Regions from separate parts of the Homo sapiens genome. Here region 1 is linked to region 2. A link is an interaction called in ENCODE POLR2A ChIA-PET data of the cell type or tissue named here. Cell type or tissue: PC-9. All regions are shown on one strand. Each heading gives the region's core, and the rest is flanking DNA. Links, peaks and the distances in the headings are about the cores only.

What was found. ChIA-PET counts read pairs that join two places held together with the same protein. Peaks named below come from ENCODE experiments on the same cell type or tissue, not always from the same donor. Only the 100,000 strongest peaks of a DNase experiment are listed, where the experiment ranks them.
Region 1: POLR2A ChIA-PET joins it to region 2 with 6 read pairs; 2 of 35 experiments call an interaction of 5 or more read pairs at or near these places.

Annotation. Positions count from the first base shown.
Region 1 is chr7:46,490,079-46,495,468 of GRCh38, reverse strand. No RefSeq gene overlaps it. Among named protein-coding and RNA genes, the nearest start is that of IGFBP3, 570 kb to the right of the region's middle. In PC-9, for the core only: no CTCF peak of the experiment used is centred there; a DNase peak (open chromatin) is centred at 2,818; H3K27ac peaks cover 1,005 bases.
Region 2 is chr7:46,356,453-46,361,842 of GRCh38, reverse strand. No RefSeq gene overlaps it. Among named protein-coding and RNA genes, the nearest start is that of IGFBP3, 440 kb to the right of the region's middle. In PC-9, for the core only: no CTCF peak of the experiment used is centred there; no DNase peak of the experiment used is centred there.

The DNA.
Region 1 (5,390 bases), core at 291-5,290, 130 kb before region 2:
TGTATATCTTTTTTGGAGAAATGTCTATTTAGATTATTTGCCCATTTTCAAATGAGTCATTGGTCTATTTATTGTTGAGTTGCAAGTTCTTTATATAGTCTCCATACATGTTCTTTTTCAGAAATATAATTTGCAAATAGTTTTTTCCATTTTGTGGGTTGTTCTTTCACTTTCTTGGTGGCATCTTTTGCAGCAAAATAGTTTTCAATTGGAAGTCCAATTTATCTATGTTTTATTCCTTGTGCTTTTGCTATCATATATTTAAAAATCAATGTCTAAACCAAGGTTATGAAGATTTACTCCTATTATTTCCTCTAAACATTCTATAGTTTTAGATCTTACATTTTTGTCTTTGATATGTTTGAGTAATTTTTACAATGATGTAGCGAAGGTGTCCTATTTTATTCTTTTGCACGTGCATATTCAGTTGCCCCAACACTATTTGCTGAAAAGATTATTCTTTCCCCTTTTATTTTCCTTGTCACCTTTGTTGAAAGTCAGTTCATCATAAATGCAAGAGATTTTTTTTCCTGAACCCTTAATTCTATCCCACTGATGATGCAATTATTCTTATTCTAGTGCCACTCTCTTTTTTATAACTTTGTGTTGCATATTAAATGAAACAAAACAAACAAAAGTCTGCCCCCTCTAGTACCACTTTCCTAACTACTATAGCTTTGTAACAAGTTTTAGGACTAGGAATTGTGAGTCCTCCAAATTTGTTCTTCTTTTTAAAGATTGTTTTGGCTACTCTGCGTCCTGTGTTTTTCCATGTGAATTTTAGAAACAGTTTGGAAATCATTGCAAAAAAAACCCCACAACAAGTCATCAGGAATTCGGTAGAGGTTGTGTTCAATCTGTAGATTCGTTTAGAAAGAATTGCCATCTAAACAATATTAAATATGCTGATACATGAACATGGAATGCTTTTCTACTTTATTTATATCTTCTTTAATTTTCCTTAATTTCCTTTAATAATCTCTTATACTATTGTTTTTAATTCCAAACATTATGTACAGGATCACACAATTGAATGTTTTGATAGCTGCCAATCACCCATTACAAATGTTCAGGTAAAACAGACATATTACTTTACTTTTTTGCTATCTGCCTGTACCAATGACCCAAATTTTTCAAAGTCATGGAATATAGCCCCTGGCAGTTTCTGCCTTTAGAAAAGGCATCCTTCCAAACCCTTCACATTACATTGGCCCAGTGTGAACATCCTCTCTCCAGTAATCCCAAGCCTGGCTCATGATTCATACTCCCTGTCTCTGTTTCTTCTCAAAAGAACCTCAGCATTAGTTTACTGTCTTGTCTTTAATTCCTTTTTTTTTTTTTTTTGCATCTAGAGATTTCTTTTCCTTCCTTGCAAGATCAGATATTCATGTAAAATTGTGGTAGTATATCTTATTCTTGATTTCTAGATGTTTGTGGTGAAAGTATTTCACTTTGCCTAAGCTTCTATAATGGACAAACTGGAAGTGTCTTGCCACGTACATCTTACCAGGTCTGTTTATACAAAATCCCTAGATGATACTAAACCATTATTTCTCCATAAACCATGCTATTTCTGTTATAAGAGGGTAAAAAGTCATTTTCCTCTTAAGTATTTTCAAACCAATTTGTTTTTAAATACAGTTTAAGCATAGTCTCAAGAAAAAGTGTTAGTTCATACCCTTTCAAATGAAATCCAACATCTCCCACTTTTTTAAGAACATTGCTTTTCCAGCTTTCTTCCAGCATGTCTCAGATATTTAGGTATTAAGTTCTATTTAGGGGTATCCTCTTTGATTGAGTGAAAGTATGGAAATCTGAACTAATTATTAAGAATTCAGAGAGATGACCATTTGATCAGAATAGATAAACGTAACAAACTACAAACACAAATAAACCAGAATACACTGCAACAAAACAAACAAAAATGGAAATTCAGGGAATATTATTAAATTAGCAAGTAAGAAAAAAATACGTCGTAAAATAATTTTTTCTTCACTCTATCTCTATTTTACAAATGAAGAAACAAAGACTGAAGAGAAATAATTTGCCTAAGGCCATCTAGTGGGTGAATGGCAGAAGCCAGATTCTAACCCATCCGGTTTGATTTCATAGCCATAGCTCATTAGTTGTCTGGCTCCCATTGGGATATGAACAAAATAAACCACCATTCCCATTACGATCCTCACAGCCTTGTTCCCCAAAGTGCTCATTTTCATCTTATATTTCTTCTTCCATTTTCTAGACATCATTGGCATTCTAGTTTTCCAAATCAGAAATGTTATGATCCTCATTGCTCTTTTACCTTACATATGCAATTTGTCAGAAAAGCACCGATTCTTCTCCTTGTTTCCTTCTTGGTAATTAATGTTTTTGTTTCACCTTATGTGTACTGTGGTGTTCCTGGCTCCATCACCTCTCACCTTCTGGGAGACTTGTGCTGTCTATAATAGTTCCACCTGAGAGCCCGACCTATCCTTTGCATCTCTCTTCAAACCAGTGCCTAGCGGTTCCAGGGATCTTTTTCTAGAACACTGATGATAATCTCACTCCATCTCTAGCAATTACTTCCAGTGCTAAGAAAGTGTTTCTCAAATTCACTTTAGTGAAGAACCAGTTGATTTTGTTTTTGTTTTTTAATTAATTATCAGACTGGTATGACGTTCTTGTCTGCCTGACACAGCTCATGCCATTGGAGACTGCCCATTTGAGTTCCACAGCACTAAAATCTGTCTGTAATCTGATGAGTCATGTTCATTGATTGTGCACCTGAACATCACAGCAAGGTCAGATTGCTAAGTTTCCAACATAAATTCTCCTAGATTCTCAAGGCTAGTAGTTATTTCATGACAGTCTGGCACTGGCCTTGCAGTTACACTGTGAGTAGAACCAGTTTGGTGACTTCTATGGACTGAATGTTTTTATCCTCCAATAATTTATATGTTAAAATCCTAAACCCCAAGGGGGATATATTAGGAAGTAGGTTTGTGGGAGGTGATTAGGACATGAGAGTGGAGCCTCACAAATTGTATTAGTGTTTTTATAAAAGAGACCCTAGATGCAGTGAGCCGAGATTGCGCCATTGCACTCCAGCCTGGGCAACTGAGTGAGACTCCCTCAAAAAAAAAAAAAAGAGGCCCTAGAGAGTTCCCCTACTTCTTCTACCCTACAAAGGCACAACCAGAAGTCCCCATTTATGAATCAGGAAGTAACCACTCATCGGACAGCAATCTGCTGATACCTTGATATCAGAGTGTCAGCTTCCAGAACTGTGAGAGATCAATGTCCCTCCTTCATAAGTCACCCAGTCTATGGTGTTTTGTTTTGTTGCCTAAATGGACTCAAACAGTTATTACAGCAAGAACTTATGTAAGATTTAGATGTGAATCCTTTATTGGCTTCAGAAAAAATGGAGTGAATTGGAGTAAGTCACTTGGTTCACTTCCTTTTTTTTGAGATGAAGTCTCTCTCTGTTGCACAGGCTGGAGTGCAATGGAACTGTCTCGGCTCACTGCAATCTCCGCCTCCCGGGTTCAAGCGATTCTCCTGTCTCAGCTTCCCACGTAGCTGGAATTACAGGCCCCCGCCACCACATCTGGCTAATTTTTGTACTTTCAGTAGAGATGGGGTTTCACCATGTTGGCCAGGCTGGTCTCGAACTGCTGACCTCATGATCTGCCCATCTTGGCCTCCCAAAGTGCTGGGATTACAGGCATGAGCCACTGTACCCAGCCGTCACTTGGTTTACTTCTCTAAAAAAAAAATGTTTTTTAGAGATCGTCAGAGAGTTGCTGTGACCATCAGAGAAGATAAAATTACAACATGATGTCTAGCACATAAATTAATCACAGCCAGTGATATTTCTATTTCTGACTTAAATTCAGACTCCTTATCCTTTTCCCACAAAGTCCTTATTGTCTGGCTTTTGCCTAACCATTCAGCTTCCTTTCCTGGATTTTTACCACAGGCTCTAGGCTTGACTTTTGCCACATCATGGCTATTCTTTGGCTGAAATATTCTTCCACATCTCCAGTCATTAACTCTCCCTTAGGAATGATCTCTAGCCACATCTTTTCTTTGTCTGAGGAAGCTGTGCATCCTCTTTGCTGGGTGCTCTTTATGATGGAGTACTTACTGCATTGTATGTGTTCACTTGCATACCTTACGATAAAATCACAGATGAAAATTCATCTTCAGTGCCCATGTCTACCAGACACACACTAGAAGCTCAGTGAATTAAAGAACTGATAAATGAATGATTGAGTAAATGAATAAATGGCCAGCTCATTTGAATGGAGTTCAAAAAGTTGACAAATGACTTCTCTAGCTAAATATATAATTGATGATTTTTTTCTTACTAAAATTACTGAGACTATGGAAGCTGTCATTTCTAATTTTTAAGCTTTTTGCACCTTATGCTTACCTATGTTCATTGATATGCATACAGTTACATCAAAGAGAGATTTTAATTGGAATCTAATGCACAACATGAAATCTAACGGATGCAAAATCAGAATTAACCACACACGATGAAGCTATTGATTGAATAAAGGCTTTTGTTGTTTTGCATTTCTCAATATGTAAAACTGGAAATAATTATAGAGCAATTCAGCAGGAGTGATGGGGAAACTAGGTTATTTCCACTATAATCAGTGGAGCTGTTGACAGAGGCAGCCCTTGTCTTTCATTCCTGAGGCCCTCAGTTTCCCTGACTCAGAGCCTCCCTGATGCTGGCATGGGACTCTCCTTGAGATCAGTGTTTTCCTCTTTACCACCTACTGATCTGTCCATTAAGTAAGGCACAGAGTTTCCAAGTCAAGCCATGCTCAGGTTCATAGTGACTCTGGATGATTAAGTTAGCTTAAGGGCCAAATAAGTGCTTGTGGGATAACCTTGGAAATATTCCCACTTCCTACATTGACATTGTGGGGACATGTACTACTAGGGGAAGAAAACAAAAAGCAAACAAAACAATGATGAAAAAACCCCTTTACTTGGTCACACGTCACATCACAATTTGAAATTTGAATTATATATATTTCAAGAAGTAACATAAGGTATTTACTTTCATTTTACTAGAATATTGAACTTATGTCTTTCTTTTCTAAAATTCATAACTTAATTTTAAACTATTTTTTTCAGAATATCTGAAGTGAGGTTTACTAGTGTCCATTTTTATTTTGAGAATTATGTTTGTTCTTCTTTGAAATTGGTTGTTGAACCAATGTGTTCTCTGGTTTTTTTATAACTAGTACTCGTTCTAAAGGAACAAGCAAAGATTATTTTAGAAATTAAATAAGTGGTGAGGAAAGTCAAGAATGTTAATGCTATTCGGATTTGTGGTTAGATCACAGACTTTCTTCAGGAATCAAAATGTCTTCCCTCTATCCTTG
Region 2 (5,390 bases), core at 252-5,251:
GAAGAATCTCACTGCTGATGCAGGCATGAATTCAACTGCCCTCTTAACAACAGTACACAAGGCTGGGCGTGGTAGCTCATGCCTGTAATCCCAGCATTTTGGGAGGCCGAGGTGGGCTGATCACTTAAGCCCAGGAGTTAGAGACCAGCCTGGGCAACACTGCAAAACCCCATCTTGTACAAAAAACTACAAAAATTAGCCGGGCATGTTGACAGCCACCTGTAGTCCCAGATAATCAGGAGGCTGAGATGGAAGTATTATCTAAGCCCAGGAGTTGGAGGCTGCAGTAAGCCATGATCGCATCACTACACTGCAGCCTGGGTGACAGAGTGAGACACTGTCTCCAAAGAAAAAGAAGGAAATTTAAAAAACCCAGCAATCAAACAATTGTATGGACTAACATTTTACTTATGTATATAGATTTGAAGGATGAAAAGTGCTATCTACCTCGTGCTAATGTGTTTTTCTAAAAGCATCAACATGCAAGTCATGGACAAGCAAGTTGGTTTCTGGTCCCAATTCTGACGACTCACTTGCTTTGAAACTTAATTTCAAATGTTGAAGTGCAGGTTTAAGTTGCTCACAAGAAAACCGTGCAGAGTTGTGACTGTCCCTTTGTAAGATGATGGCAAACTGTTTTGTGAACTTCACATCCACCAGCATGCCCTGGACCAGGAAGGGCACTTCCTGTGCCCTCTGCCTCCTGCCTGAGGATGCCCTTTTGCACTCCTGCACCTCCCTCCACCTGTTCTGTCTCTACCTCCCCAAGGTCCTTTCAGGGCTCAGGCCTTCCCTTGACTTGGCTGCTGCTGCTGCTGTCCAGGCTGCCCTACTGCTAGTGTCCATGTGCCCCCTCGTGGGGGGTCCCAAGCTCCTCCAATGTGTGGCCCTTGACCTCTGCAGCACCTCTCAGCCCTTCCTGTCTTCTAGCACCTCAGAAGCTCCCCCAACCAAAGGGCAGCAGTAACTTTTCAATGACAAACTCTCCTCCTGGCTTCTTCCTGTCCTCCTTATCAGCCAAGCCGATGTCCCTGAAACCCAGTTATGATGTCTTATATGAAATAGTCTGCAGTGTCAGTGATATTGTGTCAGTGATATTCTCTTCCTCACCTATAAACTGTCTCTCTTTTGCTGGTCTGGCACCTACGGGTTGTGAGGCTTTTATTTCCTATTTATGCCCCCATCTCAAAGACCATGTGCATCATTTCCATTCTAAAGACTCATAAATCTTAGACCCATTCTAACTGCCCATAAATCTACCCACGTTCACCCTGAGCCATGCTCCCTGTTTCTGAGGCCCACAGATCCCTCCGCTGAGCCTGACATCAGCCTCACAGATCCTTTCTATTGATGGCAGGAATCACAATCTCAGGATCCCATGCTGACATTATTTAGCATTCTTTCAGAGCACGGCTTCTCAAGCATGAGGTTTCTCTCTGTTTAGCCCTTCTGCCTCTCTGTTCCTGCACAAAGGACTGAAAACAATGGCTTGAACTGCCAAAGGCTGATCACCTTAGGAATAACATTTCTCAGGTAAATCTATTATGTGGAATCTATACATCTGTATCTATATCTATATTGTTAAAGGGTGTGGCAAACCCAAGTAAATAAAAATGCCTCCTTGAATAGGATGATATGTCTCACAAATTGGTAATTTTCCAACTTATAAATAAGTTTGATTTATTCCAAGTTCCAAAAGCATTCATCTTTTAAATTAAGTGACTTAATTTGAAGTTCAACTGAATAATTAATGTGCAAAACTAACTGAGTGAAAATAAATAATTATGAAAGGATACTTGCCAGACCAGATATTAGCACTTACTGTAAAGTCATTATGTTTTTGATGCAGAAAGTTATATCACTATATTTTGACACAGAAGCAACAATACAGGGAATCCAGAAACAGGTGCAGCAATATAGGAATAAGTATAGAATAAAGGTGGTATTCCAAATCAGGTAAAATGGAATGAACTATTGAATAAATAAGTTGCAACGTTTTTACTATACATATGAATAAAAGTTACTTTTTCTTCATGACATAGGATTGCAACAACGTATTTCATTAGACAAAGTACATAAGCTCAACTAAAAATTAAAGAACATGTAAGAGAACCATTTGAAAGCTTATGAATGCAGCAGCCTTCCTAAACAGGAATTAGGAGGTAAAAACTTTTAAGTTGTAAAAAGATAAACAGTACCAATATAAAGCAAGTTAAAAGATAAGGGACAGACAATTTTTGCAATTGAGTATACATAGATATACACACAATGTGCACACACAGGCACACATGTACAATGCATATTAAAAATTCATGTATCTAAAATCAGACTAAAAAGGCAAAAATCCTGTGATAATCATTTGTCATTTCACCTTTTCTATTTTCAATTTTCCGGGTTTTAAGTAGGACTTCCTTTGTTTTTCACTTTTTATATATAGGTATGGATGTGCAAGTTACTTTGGACAATGAAATATGAATAGATATTAATAAAAAAACAAAATATTACATTAACCCACAGTGAATTTGTAATCGTTGGTTACTGCAGCAGCAGCATATTCTAACCTGTCTTGACTGGTACAAAACTCAATTGAAAATAGAAATAAAGTAAATTAGCATTTCATAGGAAAAACATGTAAATGATTCATTAAATACATTAAAAAATATACATTTTTACTATTAACAGAAATTAGTTCCATTCTTTACCTATTGCAATAGATTTTTCAACTGACACTAGCAGTGTGATAAACTCAGATACATGTCATTAGTTAAATGAAATAACATGCAGCCACTAAATGAAAGATTCAATCTACAGATACTTAGAGAAGGTTGCACATAATCTGTCACTAATTTTAAAAGGTAACTTAAATAATAAAATATCTTACTATTTTCAAGTAAACATAAATGAAGAAGGAGAAAGACAGAGACAAAGACAAGGAAAAAGAGAAAAGGACAGAGGAAGAGAGAGTATCTAGAAGTATATGTATCCAACTATTAATAGAAACTTACACTTGGGAGTAGAATACAGAAGTATAGAGAAAGAGCTTTCAACAGCTAATCTGTATAATTTTAAGGATTGATGGTATTTGGGGTAATTTTATTTTTCTGTTTTTGCTTTCCTGTATTTTCCAAAACATAAATATGATATAATTGATATCTAAAAAGGAAAAAATAATAGAGGAGAACATAGTATAAATAGAAGCAATAAATGTTGTTGTTCTTTAATCCAATAATTACTTAAAAGAAATGTTTTATTACATATATGTATCACATTTCAAATGTAAGTAGATTTTGCAATGAAAATGCTACACTCTTAAATAGAAGTGAAATAGGTAAAGCTTTTTTTATACTTTCAGTTAATTCATTGGTAAAATGAGAGAGTTGGGTTGTGGAATTTTTACCCTCCTTAATGATATGGAGGATAGCTAAACCCTTTAATGCCCAATGAATCATATGATTTGGCCAAGATGTCTCCTATCATTTCCCTGGACTTCTCTCAAATCCCATTAACTGTCCTGCAGATCTTTTGTTCTTCACCTTCCAGAAAGCTATGTCTCTGTCAGCATCCTATTCTCATCACCAAAATTATGGGACTTTTTTCCTATTAACATTTGTGGCGTGGAGGAGAGAGAGAAGCAGAGCTTTCCTCAGAGTAACTCCACAAGCTCACAAGTTATCAGCTACAGTTCACTGATGCTGACACAAACTGTAAGCTTTCTGGGTCAGAGACACAGAACTTTCTTCCTCACAGCGTGTTCACATGGGCCCCCGTTCCCACATACCCTGTGGGAAATGTGGGTCTCAGGTGGATGTCCCTCCCGCAGGGGGTTCCCCTGCAGCTGGGAACCCTGAGCTTAGGGAAGCTGCTGCTTTGACAGTAAGTGGTGAACATGTCTTCTTGGTTCTGAGGAAACTAGGTGCAGCACCTGGCCAAGGGATGCAGTACAGCTTGGTGATCGCTCAGTGCTCAAAACTGCCAGCTACAGAAACAACTCTGTGAAGTGGTCCAGGTAAGGGAAACAGACAAGCGCTTGTGATTTGGGCTCATTCAGCAAGACGTGCAGGCATGCAGGTGGGCCATGGCAGACTCCCTCCCATCTTAAGGTGGAAGATTTTTGAGGGAATTTGTTTTCTTCTAATCTATTAATTTTACCAAATATCCCTTTTTATTGTCTTTCATTAACTGACTTTATGTCTAGCTGCTGACTTTTGCTCATCTTTTCCTATTTTCTTTTGACAAACACCCTTTTCAGATTAGAGTTGGAGATGCGGCCAGTCCAATCTCTCTCTCAGGGCTCAGTCTGGCGTGGAATGATCTGTGACCACAGGCTGTACCATAATGACTGGCTCAGTCCAGGGAGGAAGTGGAAGCCTGAGGCATGACATCCCTGTGCAGAGTGTATGAAGTGTGGATTCAAATCAGAACCACTGCACTAGGAGGCAGGATGACATCCACATCACCACTGATGAAAGCAAGGGGCTAGGCTACAGGTAAGAAGAAAACTAATTATTTTAAAATTATTTATTTTATTATTTTTAGTTATTAAAAGAATTATAGATAAGAAAACTAAGGTGAAGAGACTGTAATAGCATCACTTAGTCTCATTACCTGCAAAATGAGAATGAGGAACCTTCTAGAGGCTGATGAGACAACACTTTCTCTATGATTTAGCCAATTTTACCTACTCTCAGGAAATTTGCCATGGACTGGCCTGACTCCAGGCTGTGGCCTCCCAACCGTTGGACACAGCTGTCTTTGGAAAACAAGCCTGATCCCGACAAAGTGTGTGAATCTGCAGGATGCAAAACTTACCTCCCCATCCACATGCCGATGCCAACTTCCTCTAGGCATTTGACTAAAGTTTTCACTTTTTCTCCAGGTACGTTGCAGACCCCGAGTTACTGGTAAGTCAGATAGCAGGTCTTTCTCCCTATACATTTGTCCTATATTACAGCTTTTACTCAGGCCTTTCCTACTAGTCTTTGCCTGTCGACACTTGAGTTTTTGACTGTGGTAGCCTAAGAAGTAGTTATCTGAACTGAATAATTCTGGGTCCCATGGAAATCACCTAGGAGAAACAGTAAATATTTTTATTCTGAAGAATAGATGCATTTAGTGGACATTTTCACAGAAAACATGCTTTAATGTGTTTATTTGTTGCTATTGAATTTCTTTCCTATTCTGAAGTCCTCTATGATACAAAACAAACTACTCAGCGGGGCCTGGGAAGTTAAGCCAGGACTGTGTGATTATCACACAGACAGATGTTACACTCACAAGAGGTGACTTGCTAGCAGCATTGACTTCTTGGCAACAGAATGGTCTGCGCTGTTAGGTAATCAGTTCACTTCAAGGAGAGATTTTTAAACAAAGGCTCCATGGAGGGCTGTCTG